2 separate regions of the Homo sapiens genome follow, and region 1 is linked to region 2. The links are chromatin loops, found by intact Hi-C in ENCODE. Cell type or tissue: endothelial cell of umbilical vein. All regions are shown on one strand.

Region 1 (8,000 bases), 120 kb before region 2:
CGTCGCCCAGGCTGGAGTGCAGTGGTGCAATCTCGGCTCATTGCAACCTCCGCCTCCCAGGTTCAAGCGATTCTCCTGTCTCAGCCTCCCAAGTTGCGGGGATTACAGTCACATGCCACTACACCTGGCTAATTTTTGTATTTTTAAAGTAGAGAAGGGGTTTCGCCACGTTGGCCAGGCTGGTCTCAAACTCCTGATCTCAGGTGATCCATCTGCCTCGGCCTCCCAAAGTGCTGGGATTATAGGTGTAAGCCACCATGCCTGGCCACAGGTGATAGTCCTTTTTTTTTTTAAAAAAAAAAAAAAAAAAGAAAATCTTGGCCCTGATGGTGCAACCTGACCAAGAGAATGAGGAAGGCAGACTTCTGACTTCACCCTCCATTCTGCTCAGCCTTGCCTTTTGTTACCTTGGGCAAGTCACCTGACCTCTCTGAGCCTTGGCTCCACCAAGACTGGGAGATGGACAGGGGTTATTCCTAACAGAAAGGTCGTGAAAGTAGAGGCAGTAAGTGGGCCCCATCCTGCAGGGCTCTTCTGACTGCCAGCCACGGCCCTGGGACATGCAGAGGGAGGGAGCAGAAGCTGAGACTCACCCCTGTTCTTCCTGTGCCTCCTGCAGGGCATGAGGACCTGTTCAGCTGCTGCCAAAGGAAGAACCTCAGAGGAGCCCCTTATTCCTTCTTTGCCATCCACATCACGGGCGCCCTGGTACTGTTCATGACGGATGGGTTGACGGTGAGCCTGCCTCAGAGGGCGCCCCCTACTGGGGGACCCTTCACCCCCAGACTCCAGTCTGGGAAAGGCAAGAGAAAGAGAGGAGCATGAAGGTTTCCTGGAGACTTCTCCTGGAGTACACTTGATTCAAAAATTTAATCTGAAGTCCTAGGGTGACTGTCTCCAGAATCAGTCACAGCACGTTGGTACTATGGGCTTCTGTCTTGGCCAATTGTTTTTTATTTTTGTTTTATTTTTGTTAATGCTATAGGTAGGGGCCTAACTGGTCTGTTGTCAAGGACAGGCTACCTGCATTTTTTAAAGGGGTGGTGCCCTATTCCCCAATTAGAGGTCATGCTATATAAACAGGGTACTTTGCTTCCTGGAATACATTACAAACCTGGGTGTCTCGAGCCAGTGTTGTAAACAAGCTTCAGGTGGAATTTAGGCCCAGCTGTTCATGCCACTAGTGACCTCTGTTACATTAGTTAGCACCTTTTTCCAGAAACTTCTTAGGATTATATTAGGGCAGTCGTGAATGGCTGATCAACTGATTGCCATATGATGACCTCTCCAGAGAAAAAGCCCTAAAAACTTAGATGACCTGGTGGAAAGTACTCGTGACAGTACTGGTTGACTTCCAGCACTGGGTGTGACCTCGGGCAAGTCACTTCTGTCTGCTTTCTCATCTGTAAAACCAGATGCTTGCACACACCTTTTTTTTTTTTTTTAAGTCATGTTCTGCTCTGGTTGAAGTGGGGAGCAGTGCCTGTCTGCCCAGGCCCTGCGGGCACTCCCATGGAGATCCAGAGCCACCTCTCTGGAACCCCTAGGTCTCCACAGTGCAGTCTGTAAGCTAAGGCACCCCAGCTTCTGTCCTCAGCTTGAGCCAAGTGTGTAGTGTGGCCTTGACTCCAAGCCCAGCCCTGGCTGAGCCTCTGGGAGTGGGAACAGGCAGTCCTCCCTCTGCCCTCCCCACACCTGCCCAGCCTGGGCTCCCTTTGTGAGGGTCATTGTCTGGCTGGGCTGCAGGTGTGCTCAACAGCGCCCGGTCTCTCCACAGGGTGCCTATTCCGCCTTCGTGTACAGCTATGCTGTGGAGAAGCCCCTGTCTGTGGGACACAAGGTGGCTGGCTACCTCCCCAGCCTCTTCTGGGGCTTCATCACACTGGGCCGGCTCCTCTCCATTCCCATATCCTCAAGAATGAAGCCGGCCACCATGGTTTTCATCAACGTGGTAAGCAGCTGAATAGCCTCCTCTCTCTTCTGAGAGACCCAGGAGAAGCCGCCTCCTCCTGGCCCTACCCCAGGACGTTTGCCCAGGCCTACATTCTGCCAGCAGGATGGGAACTCAGGAGTAGAGGGAAGAGAGGAGAGAGAGGATGACGAGGAAGGGGTGGGAGCCTGGGAGGTGGAGCCTACCTGGGTGACCATGAAAAGTCCCTTCCCCTCTCTGGGCTGCTGATCTTATACCCTTAAAACATAAAAGGAAAGGTCTGTAGGAGGTGCTGGCTGCAGTGTGTGGAGCCCATCCCAGCCAACAACTGGCTATGAGCGTGAGGAAAGCCAGTGCTGGCCCTGGTCCTCCTGTGTTTACCTTGGTGCCCAGCTGCTCAGAGCCCTCCAGTCAGTGGAAAGCTGTGGAGGCCAGGGATCCCACAACCGTCGGAATCACTGCCTCTGGGCTGGGGCCTGGGGATTTGCATTTGGTAGCTCTCCTAGGTGACTCTTTTTTTTTTTTTTTGAGATAGGGTCTCCCTTTGTCACCCAGGATGGAGCACAGTGGTGTGATCTCAGCTCACTGCAACCTCTGTCTCCCAGGTTCAAGTGATTCTCCTGCCTCAGCCTCCCAAGTAACTGGGATGACAGGTGCCTACCACCATGCCTGGCTAATTTTTGTATTTTTAATGGTGATGGGGTTTCACCACGTTGGCCAGGCTGGTCTTGAACTCCTGACCTCTTAATGATCCACCCGCCTCGGCCTCCCAAAGTGCTGGGATTACAGGAGTAAGCCACTCTGCCTAGCGCTAGGTGATTCTTAAGTAGGCAGGACATGGAGGATGACCTTCAAGGAACTGATCTGCCTAGGAGGCAGGAGGTCTGGGCCTGAGCAGTGGGTTAAGACCCTTGCCTTGGTGTGTCCATCCAGGTCACCATCCATGACACAGGGGTCCACATTACAGACTTCTGCCAAATTGTCTAGTCCAACCTCCCATCAGGCTTGAGCCACCTCTATCTATAACATCCCTTCCAAGGGGTTCACTGTCTGCTTAAACACCTCTAGTAACTGCAACTCACTACCTTTCCAAGTAGCCCAATGAGGGTACTAAGTCCAGGTAAGAAAGCATTTCCTTGGTTGAATTTCTAGCAGAGAGCGGGTTTGGACATAAGGTTGCAGTTTCAGAGACAAAGATCATGATCCCCAAGAAAGGCCTTTGGATTTGACCTCGTGCCAGTTGACCCCCAAGAAAGAAATTTCAGTTCAATGTAGATGGGAGGTAGGTGATAAACCCAAACGCAAGAGGTTGAGGGTGAGAGGGAGATGAGCAGTGGAGGAATTTGCATTTCTCTTTGTAAATATTTTTGAGTTGAAGGGAGTTGTGTTCTGCAGGACTCAGGGTGGTATGGGCCTGCTTATAGTAGAGGATAAAGGGAGGACACCTATTAGGAGGAGGAGTCTGTGAAAATACCATTGTGAGAGAGTAACCGAGTGAGGAAGGCCCTGACAGAGGGGAGGTGGGATGGAGAGCGGGAGTGGAGGAGGCTCTAAGCTCAGCAAGGAGGAAGGCCCCTGTCCATGGAGTTGGGGCGAAACGATGTCAAAGGGGAAAGGTTCCAGAAGAGGAAGGGCACAGACATGGGGCCAGCCCTGGCTTCCCTGTCTAGGTCAGACACAAGGCCAATTGCTAAGACAGAGGAGAGTGGGTGGAAATCTGGGTTTGGGAAAATAAAGGTCTGAAGCATCCACATATGTTAGGCATTGCCCATAGACACTCACCTGGAGTGCTGGGTTTTAAAAAGGAAAATCAGGTTCCTGGGCCCAACCCAGACTGAGTGAATCCGAATGTCCAGGAGGAGGCATAGCAATCTATAAATTAAACAAATACCCCAGGGGAATTACATCATCCAGCAAGCTCAGGAAAACACTGTCCTAGAACAAGTGACTCCCAAATACATTAGATTCACTGGAGCTGCTTTTTGAAAATAGGATCATGAAAAGGCCAGGCGCGGTGGCTCACACCTGTAATCCCAGAACTTTGGGAGGCCGAGGCGGGTGGATCATGAGGTCAGGAGTTCGAGACCAGCCTGACCAACATGGTGATACCCCATCTCTACTAAAAATACAAAAATTAGCCGGGCGTGGTGGCGCCTGCCTGTAATCCCAACTACTCAGGAGGCTGAGGCAGGAGAATCACTTGAACCTAGCAGGCAGAGGTTGCAGTGAGCTGAAATGGTGCCACTGCCCTCCAGCCTGAGAGACAGAGCAAGACTTCAAATCAAAAAAAAAAAAAAAAAAAAAGAAAGAGAAAATAGGATCATGGACCCCTACCCCAGAGATTCTAATTTAGGAGGTATGGAGAAGAGCCTGGGCCTCTGGGTTGTTTTGGAAGCTTTCCAGCTGCTTTTGTGGGCACCCTGTTTGGGAACTGCAGCTGAGTGGCCCTGAGCAAGCCTCTCCTGTGTAGATGTGAAGTGCCTGTGTCATATTCACTGTGACTACTTCCGAGTATTCCTCTCTAGGTTAAATTAATGGCCACCCTGTTCTCAGCATTCTCCTGGAGCTCAACAGCTACTTCCTGACTTAGTATGTTTGTGCTATGTGCAAAGCCCTGCTGCAAACTGCAGGCCGCCAAGTTCTGGAAGACAAGGTTCTTGCTTCCAGGGAGCTTACGGCCGGCCAGAGGAGGGCAGTGTGCCCCAGCACAGATGGAGGGTGAGGGTGTAGGCAGTGGGGATGCAGGCTCAGTACCAGACTGAGTCACTGGCTGAGGCAGGGGCCACACTGCGTGGGAAGAGAGTTGGTGGAGCTGATAGTTCGTCCTGGTTAGTCTTCTATCACCAAGGCTAAAATAAGACTCGGGTGTCTTTCAAACTTCCCCAAATTTAGGGATTTTCAGGGTGACGGTCTTTGAGGCATGGCTGGAAATGCATGTGGTTTGTACATGGGGTAGCCAGGTGGAAGAAGAGGAGCAGGAGTGGCGGCTTCCAAACCCCGGCATCTGTCCCAGGCTCCTAAGTTGAACACTGAATATTAAGAAGGTGCCAGCCCCTGAAGGCAGGAGGTGAGCAGGCCTGGCTGAAGTTCAAAGGCCCGTGTTCAAAGGCCTGGGTTAGGGGCTAGGAGGCTAACTTGGGGGGAGCACGGTAGGCAGGGTGGGGGATCGGGAGCAGAAAAAGATGAGGATGGGGAAGTAAACAGGGGCTACATCCTCAGGGTTTTGTAAGGTGGGCTTTGAATTTTATTCTAAGTGGGCAGGAAGCCAATAGGTTTTAAGCAGGTCTGCGTTGCATTTTCTTTTTTCTTTTTATTTTTTTGCATCTCACAGATACATTTATTCATGCTATGAAGTAAACGACACTTATACAGGTGCCCCGTGATGTTTCACATTTCCATCTAACATAGCTTGCATTGCATTTTTAAAATTTATTATTGTTTTTTTTAGAGAGACAGGGTCTCACTATGTTGCCCAGGCTGGTCTTGAACTCCTGGGCCCAAGCGATCCTTCCTGCCTCAGCCTACCAAAGTGGTAGAACTAGACAGGAGCCACCATCTCCAGCCACTTGCACTGCATTTTAAAAGTGCACTCCAGTGTGGAAGAACAGACTGTAGCTGGCAAGAGTCAAACACAGACTGTCTGTTATTGTAGTCCAGGCGCAAGAGGGAGGTGGCTGGGATGGGGTGGTCTGGATGGATCTGGAGCAGTACAAGGATCGAACATGTTTTTTGAGATGGTGTGGACAGGACTTGTTGCTGACCCAGGTGTGGGAGGTAAGGAAAGGAGGAATCAAGGACCTTAGACACAGGACTTGAGCAACTGCATGACTGGGATGCCCTCACTTGATGTGTGCAGGAGTAGGATTGGCAGAGGAAATTAAGAGTCTAGTTTGGGCCACATGGTTAGTCATCCAGGGACTGACTATATCCAAGGGGCAGCTTTAGGTGCAAGTCCGGAGTCCTGGACACAGCTCATGGCTAGAGGGATAGATACAAGCATGCCTGCTGTAGAGGCAGGTGAAACGTGGAGCAGGGCACTGCGGACATGGAAGAGCCAGAAGAGAATCCTGGGCCACCCCAACATTGAGAGAGTGAACAGAGGGGAAAGCAAGAACAAATGGATCTCAGGGACCATGTTCTGTGCCAAAGAAAGACATGACCTTTGGAACCATAGTTATGCTATGACTTTCATATTTTTACTGCATGAAAGAAGTCTTTTGTCTTTCCATTTCCATTCTGAAGGGAATGTGTTTCTCTCCTTCGGCCACTGTTTTGTGGCTGATCCCTCCCCAGGGAAGGAAGTCTGTCTGGGTAAGGCCTCTGAGCCTCGAGACCACCTTCCACCTAACAGATCCTGTGGCAGAGACGGAAGGGCTGCTAGAGGAGCGTAAAGGCCTCAAGGATTAGGAGCACCGGCTTTGATTTTCCAATTGGAGCAACTCTCCCAGGATCGGCTCCCAACCCTGAAAGTCTTTCCTTTCTGCATGCCCAGAAGTGGAGGGGTTGGGAGCTGGATGAGATTTCTTGCCTAGCTCTATAGTCTGTACTTACTTTTTAAAGAAACAGATGTCTTCATCCAGGAGATTTTTACCTCAAAGCCATAGGCTGCTATAGAAGATCCTTATCTCCTGAGACGTCTAAGAAAAGCCCACAGAGAAACACTAGGACTCATATTTGTCTGAAGCACCACAGTTTACAGAGCCCCTTCATCTGTATTATTTCACCACCACTCTTTAGTGTGGCTTTTGTAACTATTCCTATTTTGCAGATTAGGAAGTTAAGAATCAGAGCAATCAGCTACTTCTGGGTTCCACAGCTGGTAAAAAACACATCGGGACTTCCACCTGGGTCTTCTGACCCCAAATCTTGTGCTGCCTGGGTTTATTCCCAGATACATCTTGCACAGAAGTGACTCAATGCAGACATAAAAACGTGTTTAAAGAACTTAGAAATATGGTTATATTAACAAAAACATGCCTGTATGACAGAGACCTTTACTGAACTAGAAAGATTTGGCTGGGCGTGGGGGCTCATGCCTGTAATCCCAACAGTTTGGGAAGCTGAGGCAGATGGATTGCTTGAGCCCAGAAGTTCAAGACCAGCCTGGGCAACATGGCGAACCCTTTCTCGACTAAAAATACAGAAAATTAGCAGGCGTGGTGGCACATGCCTGAGGTCCCAGCTACTCAGGAGGCTGAGGTGGGAGGAACGCTTGAGCCCTGTAGGTCGAGGCTGCAGTGAGCTGAGATTGCACCACTGCACTCCAATTTGGGCAACAGAGTGAGACCCTGTCTCTCAAAAAAAAAAAAAAAAAAAGGAAAGAAAAGAAAGATTTCTGGGTCTCCAACCATAGGTTAGCATCTGCCCATGGGAATCTGAGCCAAATCTGAGGGTGCCAAGCTGACTGCCACAGCCACTGACCCTCTCCCTGGGTGGCTGGCTAGGATTCCCAGAGGATGGGACCCTGCTGCCACCACCCCTCTTCCCCTGCTATCTGATGGCTTCCTGTCTGTGCACTCTTGGCTTTCAGGAGAAGAGAAGCAGCTTCTCACAAAGAAACAGAGACTCTCCTACCCCCAGGGCTGGCAGGGCAGAGAGAGCTGATGAAATTGGCTTGGGTGGAGTTCCCGCGGTTACAGATAAGACCTTGGGGACAGGTAGTCCTCAGTCCCCAAATGCTTACGCAGCGTGTACCGTAGCTGTTAGGGGAGATGTCTAGGTGGGAAGATGTCTAGGCGGGGGTCTCCTTTCCACGCTTCCTTCCAGATGTCAGAACGGTCCCCGGAACACTGCGGTTCCCGCCTGGTCCACGGGGTGGCGCGCGGGTCACACAGCTGGGCTCCTTGGGCTAGAGAGGAAACGCCAAGCCAGGAGACGCCGACTCCTGGCGGTTCCTCACCACCGATGCTCAGCTTTTCGCAATTCCTAACCGCCTCCACCTCTGCCGCGACAGGTTGGCGTGGTGGTGACGTTCCTGGTGCTGCTTATTTTCTCCTACAACGTCGTCTTCCTGTTCGTGGGGACGGCAAGCCTGGGCCTGTTTCTCAGCAGCACCTTCCCCAGCATGCTG
Region 2 (8,000 bases):
TTTCTTCCCCAAAGATTGAAGAGAATTTGCGGGGGATGAGGGCGGTGTCTATCTTATAGCTTGTCCCTGGGGTTCAATTGCCAAAATGTTATCAGTCTATGTAAGGGTCTCATGATAGGGGCCACCCACAAAAAGCATTCTAGTGAGACTTCAGTATTGTGAGAACACAGGATGTCACATTTCATCAGTAAAACAGCCCAGCTGAGCCCCAGGATTCTGTCCCCAATCATGGCTCCAGTAAGTTTTGTGGCTTCCTTTCTGGTATTGAACTTGAAAGATCAAGGACACAAAAATAGGATGATTTCATAGACTGAAAATATGCTATTGACAAGTATTTGTAATAGGTTTCCAGTCCAAAATGAATGTTCTCTCACTTGTAATATATATCCCATAACTAGAAATACAGTTTGAAACCATTGGATAAAATTATTTTTTTCCTAGGAGAAGCTAAAGAAGCATTCAAGATCCAATCAATAATTCTGTGTACGTACACTGGGAAAAAACAAAACAAAACAAAACAAAACTTTTACTAGTGCAGGTGACTTGGAAGTTACTGTCACTCTTCCCTCCCCTCTAAAACCATCCTATACTGTGAGCTGGTTAAAGTTTACCTTTCTGCAAGAGTAAGTGTTCTTACTAATAAATAACTCATTTATACTTCAGAGACAAAGCTAAAAGGATTTCAGTTCTGCAGGAATGAGGTTTTCAGCCCCCATAAACCTTGCCTGGAGGTACATCGCTGCTTTTGTTTGAGGCTAGTTGGTCTACAGTGCCAATAGCAACATATGTGCATAGACAGCCTGTGTTCTAGGCATTAAGTACCCATGGCCTCACTTATTCTCATAATGTCCTTTTGGTTTGTTTTTTTTTTTTAGATGGACTCTCACTTTGTCACCCAGGCTGGAGTGCAATGGCGCAATCTTGGCTCACTGCAACTTCCATCTCCCGGGTTCAAGCAATTCTCATGCCTCAGCCTCCCGAGTAGTTGGGATTACAGGCGCCTGCCACCACACCTAGCTAATTTTTGTATTTTTAGTAGAGACAGGTTTCACCATGTTGGCCAGGCTGGTCTCGAACTCCTGATCTCAGGCGATCCGCCTGCCTTTGTCTCCCAAAGTGCTGGGATTACAGGCATGAGCCACAGTGCCCGGCCCCATAATGTCCCTTTGAAGCAGAGGAGAATCAGTCCCTTATAATCCTCATTATATAAAAAGAAGAAACGAGCATAGAGTGGGAGGTAGGCGGATAAGCTGACTTGCCCAAGATCACCCTGTCGATTGATCTGACTTCATCTGCAACCAGCCACATAGCTTCTCCAAAGCAGGTCGCCAGACAAGGAAAAGTGATTGGGGGTTCAAATAAAACAAATGACTACTCATGCTATAGTTAGCACGATGTGCTGTTCTGAACTCTGCTGTGGAACACCTGTTGCACTTTTTATACTATTCACATACATTACCTGGAATACTCCAGTTTTCAACATTGTCTGCTTCAGTCCCTTAAACCATAGAAGTATCCAGACATGCCAATATCATGAGAACCAAACTATACCTTAAACTGTTTTTCCTGTTGAGGAATATGAAAGAACTCTTCATTGTAGCACAGATCCCAATTTTTGGTGGAATATAGTCACCACAATTTTCATTGTCAATAAATATTGCTGGCTAATTCAGAGGTGACCTGTGGAAGCAACACGTGCTCTAAGAACTCCTGTTTCCACTGTCTGGTATTATTAGTGTGTCCTTACTTAGACTTAGCTCTCCCAGAGAGAGAGCCATCTGCTTCTCTCATTGCACAGTGACTGTGCAATGGTGTTGACTTCTAGAGAAGAGTAGCCCAAGAGCTAAATATTAGAGGTCTTATTGCTTCCCTTAAGTGCATGGCAAGAGAAAGGAAAGCAAGGTGAGAAAAGGACTGACTTGCTTTGCCAATGGCCCAGGACTGGTGATTTTATAAGGTTTAGCACAAAAACCACTCTTTTGAACTAGATACTGTGTATATCCTGTGTACTTCAAGTCACACCAGCATTCCCTACAACAGAGCTTAGGAATGCTATTTATCTTGTACTCAGGCCAACTGTGTGGCTCTCTACCGAACAGCTGGTTCCCCATCCACCTCTAGGACTATCTAGTTGATGTATAAACAATATTTTTGCCTCAAAAACGCTAACCCCATGGAAACTAACTGTTCATCCACACACACACACACACACACACACACGCACACATACACACACGAAGGAAAAGAAAGATGGGGTTAATTAGGTCAGAAGCAGGAGGAAAAGACAAAACAGGGGGAGCTTGGGGTTTGTAACTGAGATGTGGCATGCATTAGATTTGAAGTCAGGTTACTGAAGCCCCAGATTATGTTCCAAGGTCTAAACAGAACGTCCATTGAGTCTTTGATTCCTAAAGACATTTAGTGCCTTATAAAAGAGCTTAGCTATATCATTATTCCTGATTACCTTAGAAGTAAAACGATATTTTTAAAGTGTTTAGTATTTGTATTCCTCTAGGCTGAATTAGTGAACCACAAGAGACCCAATTTATAGCCACAAAATGAGGATCCAGTGTGGGTCACTGTCTACACACTTCTTGGTAAACACCAGTGTTTCACAATCTATTTTTCGTTATTTCTTTTTATCTTTTAAGAGACAGGGTCTCATTCTGTCACCCAGGCTGGAGTGCAGTGGTGCGATCATAGCTCACTGCAGCCTTGAACTCCTGGGCTCAGGTGATTCTTCCTCCTAAGCCTCCCCAGTAGCTGGGATTATAGGTGCATGCCACTATACACAGCTAACTTGTTTATTTTGTTTTTGTAGAGACAGGATCTCACTGTTTTCCAGGCTGGTATGAACTCCTGGCCTCAAGCAATCCTCCTGCCTCAGCTTCTGAAAATGTTGAGATTACAGGTGTGAGCCACTGCACCTTATTTTTTGTTAATTATATTACTACACACGTTCAGTTCTTTATGGATGAGACACTTCTTACCAGATAACCAATCAGCTAGGGTTACCAAATTGGTAGTTATCATATCCTAAAATTTAGGCTATCATTTTTCTTGGATCAATGACTTTCTATCTCCTTCAGAGCCTTACTTTACCCATCTACCCTAATCTCTTATAATCAGGAGAGCCCTGACTACATATAGACTGTGTATTTGTGTTTCTTCCCAAGATGGAAAAAGTATAACTATTACACACATTGCTTTGTACATCAGCCAAGGAGGTGGTCTTACACATTCTAATAAAAGGGTTTGTGTATTCAACTTAATAGCTAAAACATTACCAATAATAATATATATGTGTACTCTTCCTTGATCAACCTGTTCCTTAAAGTTAGATTTTTAAACAAATCCCTTCTGGGTGCCAGCTTACTGCTAAATCAAGGCAAACAATTATTTCCAACATTTTGTTATCATAGTTTAAAGTAATTATTTGCTTTATTAGGATGGGAACTCTGGCTGTACCCTCTCACTCCCTGACCCCAGAATTAACACAGCATTTATTTCACAATATTTGTGCAGGGTTTACTATTGAACCAGGGGGCACACCCATGAATAATACTGATTTCTCTTGGTGGTGACCCAGCCAAAGCATGTCAAAATGAGTACCTATCTATTCTAGTAAGATAATGGAGGAAAAGAGAAGCAAGTCATCAAGATAAAGGAACACAAACTACCATATTACCTTGAAAACAAATCTAAGTATTTGTTGTGTGTGAACACATATCAGTGCTGATTGTACAAGAAACAAGGCTTTTGAGCTGGAAGGCAATTTCAAAGACAACACCTGTTTCAAAATAGGGCAAAGAGTTCACAGCTGCATTTTGAAATTTCAGTCTGCACTTCTATTTCGGGATGTTATCCACATAGGCTTAGGAGATATAAAGAGGGAACAACACAAGAAGACAGATGTGCATGAATCAAGAAATTCTATTTCCTATTTAAAATTCAGAAAAGATTGCTGCTACATACATTAGGATGTTAACTGGGTACACTGATCACAGGGCTTCGATAACCCAAGTAAGTGGCAAGGTGTTGATACACTTGCAGAATATCAACTGAGCCTAGCCGACAGTATCTAAAAATGTCCTGAGCCTAGTCTGATAGTATCTAAAAATGAGATGGGGAGAGCAAGCATTCCACTACCTATGGAGGACAAACACTGCCCTCTACTGGCAGACTGTAACTGCTATACAGTCAACATGACGAACATTTTCCTCAACAGTCACTATCATGAGACATAATCAGAAAATAAAAGCTTTTAAATAATTTGAGGCTTTGTGTCTAGGGGTCACCAGGATTTTCAAGCAAACCGAAGTATTCAATGAGAAATCTCCTTACTCATTGAAGTTTCCGACTTTCCCCATTAAATCTTTGATGTAACTCATTGGACTGGTTCAAGTATCACTGTTACTGGGAGATGTGAGAGAACAGCAAAATGCTCAAAAGCTCAATACCAGGAAGAAGGCTTAAGGGACCCATGTATACCAAAGGGAGCTGGCTTTAGAACGAACAACTGTGATAACTTAAAGCACACAGCACTGATTCAAACCCTTGTTGTACTACATACTAGCTACATCAGGTACCACATAAAACCTCATCTTACCTGAACCAGGTTATTCTTTACAATATTGGAAGAACAAACACTTGCCGATCTCACAGTTGTTGGAAAAATTAAATGAGGTAATATGTGTTGCACAACTACAGTGTAGTACTGTATACCGATGTTCATGGATAGGAGTCTAGGTAGCTCCAAGTGTGTTTTAACCTCTCTTCATCTGTTTATCCACTTGTTGGTTTTTGAAATCCTTTAAATCAGACTGCATTTCTTCAGCACTGTCCTGAAACATAAAATTGTCTATGTTATCCATAAAATACTTAAGGATTATGAGGAAAAGTAGATGGTTAATGCTCATCCAAATTCAACTTTAACCTGAGACAACTCATTATATTAAGAAATAAATGTATGTGGGCAGTGTGCCTGCACCTGTAATCTGAGCTACTGGGGGAGCTGAAGCAGGAGGATCCCTTGAGTCCAGGAATTTGAGACCAGCCCAGGCAACATAGCAAGACTCTCATATCTCCGAAAAAGAATAAAATGGCCGGGAGGGGTGGCTCACGCCTATAATCCTAGAACTTTGGGAGGCCGAGGTGGGCAGATCACTTGAGATCAGGAGTTCAAGACCAGCCTGGCCAACATAGTGAAACCCCGTCTGTACTAAAAATACAAAAATTAGCCAGGTGTGGTGGTGTATGCCTGTAATCCCAGCTACTTGGGAGGCTGAGGCAGGAGAATCACTTGAACCCGGGAGGTGGAGTTTGCAGTGAGCTGAGATCATGTCATTGCACTCCAGCCTGGGCGACAAGAGCAAGACTCCATCTCAAAAAAAAAAAAAAAAAAAAGAAAGAAAGAAATTTAAAAAGTTAGCTAGTCACTGACGGATAACAGGATGCACAAAGCATTTAATTTCAAAGCCAAATTTGCATTTCAATTATAGTATTTGGCTGACAAGGCAAGTATGTAAACAAGAGGAAAAGTTAAAAAGAAAAAAGCCCTAATAGCTACAATATCAGCCCAGTTCTAAAGAGGGATCTTGTACCACATTGTCCACCTAACAAGTAATCTTTAATTCAAAATTCAGCGTAGTTCTTATGGGTATTTGGAATTGAATGCAAGTGTGTTCTGTGAGTATAAACATTATCTTTTATTATATATGATTGTTAAACTTTGCTTTCCACAACACTTCATAACCTTGGATGTAAACATGAGAAAAAATGCTAATTAAGAATCCTTACGCACCCAGTCCAGTGCTCCCTTAATTAATCAAACTGGTAAGTCTACTGCTTCTTGATTCCATCCTGAGGTATTAACTTTTGAACCAAGACATGTTTATCTTTTACCAACAACAGGGATGGTCACTGTTAAAGTTTCTAAATAATTTATTAGGGAAATAAGTTCCCACAAAGTCAGGCTGAACTGGGAGCTGATTAACAAAGCTGTGTAAGTTAGTGTGTTTGCTTTAAGGTATTACAAGAAGTACACAGAGCACACATCTGGGTTATAAAAGCCCTTTTATAAAGCCATTTTTAAACAAAACAAAAAAAAAGTTTACAAAAGAAAAAAAGATACAGAAAAAGAATAACTTGCTTCATATGTCCCAAAAAGAGAAAAAAATAAAGGGGACAATGCCAACATGCTCAACAATAAAGGCTTCTTTTTCTTATTTTTTTAATACAAAATACAAGCAAAGGATACACATACTTAAAACAGAGCTCAGGAGCAGACACGCAGTCCTGGAAACCCTTCAATAAAAGCAAAGCAGGAGTTTGTTTTTTCTTTGTCTATGCAGATACATACAGAGACTGGGATATGTAAAAATTAAGTATCACAAAAGACCATCACACGATTCTACCAATGCATGTTGCATCTGTAATTCACGAACATGGTCAACAAAATCATGTTCACTTCAACCCCATTTCATTTAAATTAAAGAAAAAAACCTTTTAAATAAAGTGGTTACATTCAAACTTTAACTTCCTTAGTACCATGCTGCAGATTTCAGCACTGTTAAGGTATTGCAAGAATGCCCAACCCTCTGGTGTCTGATCATGTATCTAGCAACATTGCAGTATGAAGAAAAGAGATGCCCCGGTCTCAGCCCATGGACTAGTTAATACAGTGAAGCAGGTTCCTGTCTTTTACCCTTCCTGCTCAGAACATAAAAGATTAAGGACTAAAATCAAGGAAGACTGGGAGTTTTAGAGCTGGCAAAATGAAGTCTAAAAGATAAATCAAGGCAAACAATTACTGAGAACTTGGCTGTTGCTTAACCTGGCAAGTCTAAAAGCCTTTCTTTAACCTTGTAGGAATTAGATGCATAAGGTTTGCTGCAACATGTTCATGGTAAACAAACTAAGTAGAGCTCTTATTTACAAATCTTGTAACAAATACTTCTGGAGGAAAAAGAGAAAAGAATTCACTAAGTTCCAGAAGACAAAGCTTTAATTGCCAGATGTATACAAACACACACTCACACGTACACACCCACACAATACTTCAGGGGTTTTTATACATGTTATTTTAGGGCATAAGCTGAGTACTATACCCCCACACCCCATCAAAAAAGGAACAACAAAAAAATCCCAATTTTACCCTCCCCCAATAATCTAGAAAACCCTCCCTTCACCCCTGATGTACAAAGTGTATGCACAACGGTGGCATTCTACCAGCCACACAAAGCATGCTCAAACAGATGTCACCAGTTCAGTCACTCCATTGGCATGGCAACAGGCAGGTTTACGGGATGTTTCCCAATAGTGGTTATTACACAGTCAGCACCACTGTGAATTTTGTGAATTTGAAAAAAAAAAGTGTAATTTATGGATTCAGGATTCAAAAAGAATCATTTTGTATCGAATTTACCCCAGACAAAGGGAAAACTGGTTGCGACTGAAACTTGGCTATAGATAGCTTGATGTCCCAATATTCAAACAATAAGCCAACTCTCCATTTTCAAGTAAATCCAGCTTCATCCACAGAGAAACAGACAATTTTCTAACCTCAAGAGCAACCAGCTTGTTACATTTTCCCTATCCTATGGCAGGAAATGCGTATTACTTCTGTTCTGTTTAAGCATCTCAGTCTAAATGCCATGAAGACCAGAGCCCAGGTTTCTTCCTTTTCAAATTCTTAAGGTGAAAGTTTTTTCCTTTCAGTGCAGCTACCAATGATGCAGGCAAAGAACTGTTCAAGCCAGCACTCATTCTTCAAAGCTGCAACAGTGGCCACCATGATCTTTTATAAAGCTTTCCCCGTTGCTCCTGATATTTATTTCTGCTTTTGCCTAACGCTCTCAAAGCATCTCGTAAACTGAAGTTTAAAGAAAAGCACGATTCCCATCCCCAACCAGTACTTGAAAATCCACTTATCTGAATGTTCACAGATAAAAAAGCCATTAAAAAAAAGAGTCAAGTTTAGTCTAGCTGACCATATTCAC

What was found. A loop is a pair of places that touch in the nucleus more often than their neighbours do. Peaks named below come from ENCODE experiments on the same cell type or tissue, not always from the same donor. Only the 100,000 strongest peaks of a DNase experiment are listed, where the experiment ranks them.
Region 1: it touches region 2 in a loop (9-fold over the local background); 59 of 110 quality-filtered maps call a loop at or near these places.

The regions. Positions count from the first base shown.
Region 1 is chr1:205,584,257-205,592,256 of GRCh38, forward strand. SLC60A1 (solute carrier family 60 member 1) reads left to right here. Exons shown (of 10, transcript NM_181644.5): 5 at 620-735; 6 at 1,778-1,951; 7 at 7,884-8,000. LOC124904491 (a long non-coding RNA gene) reads right to left here and starts at 7,889. Exons shown (of 3, transcript XR_007066823.1): 1 at 7,614-7,889; 2 at 594-793. RefSeq lists enhancers at 1,486-1,535, 2,015-2,805, 7,625-7,919, 7,740-8,000, 7,999-8,000. In endothelial cell of umbilical vein, CTCF peaks have their summits at 774 (motif pointing left), 4,606 (motif pointing right) and 7,739 (motif pointing right); DNase peaks (open chromatin) are centred at 4,585 and 7,865; H3K4me3 peaks cover 149 bases.
Region 2 is chr1:205,707,135-205,715,134 of GRCh38, forward strand. NUCKS1 (nuclear casein kinase and cyclin dependent kinase substrate 1) reads right to left here. Exons shown (of 7, transcript NM_022731.5): 7 at 5,688-8,000. Among named protein-coding and RNA genes, the nearest start is that of SLC45A3, 31 kb to the left of the region's middle. In endothelial cell of umbilical vein, a CTCF peak has its summit at 4,185 (motif pointing left); DNase peaks (open chromatin) are centred at 2,077 and 4,167; H3K27ac peaks cover 342 bases.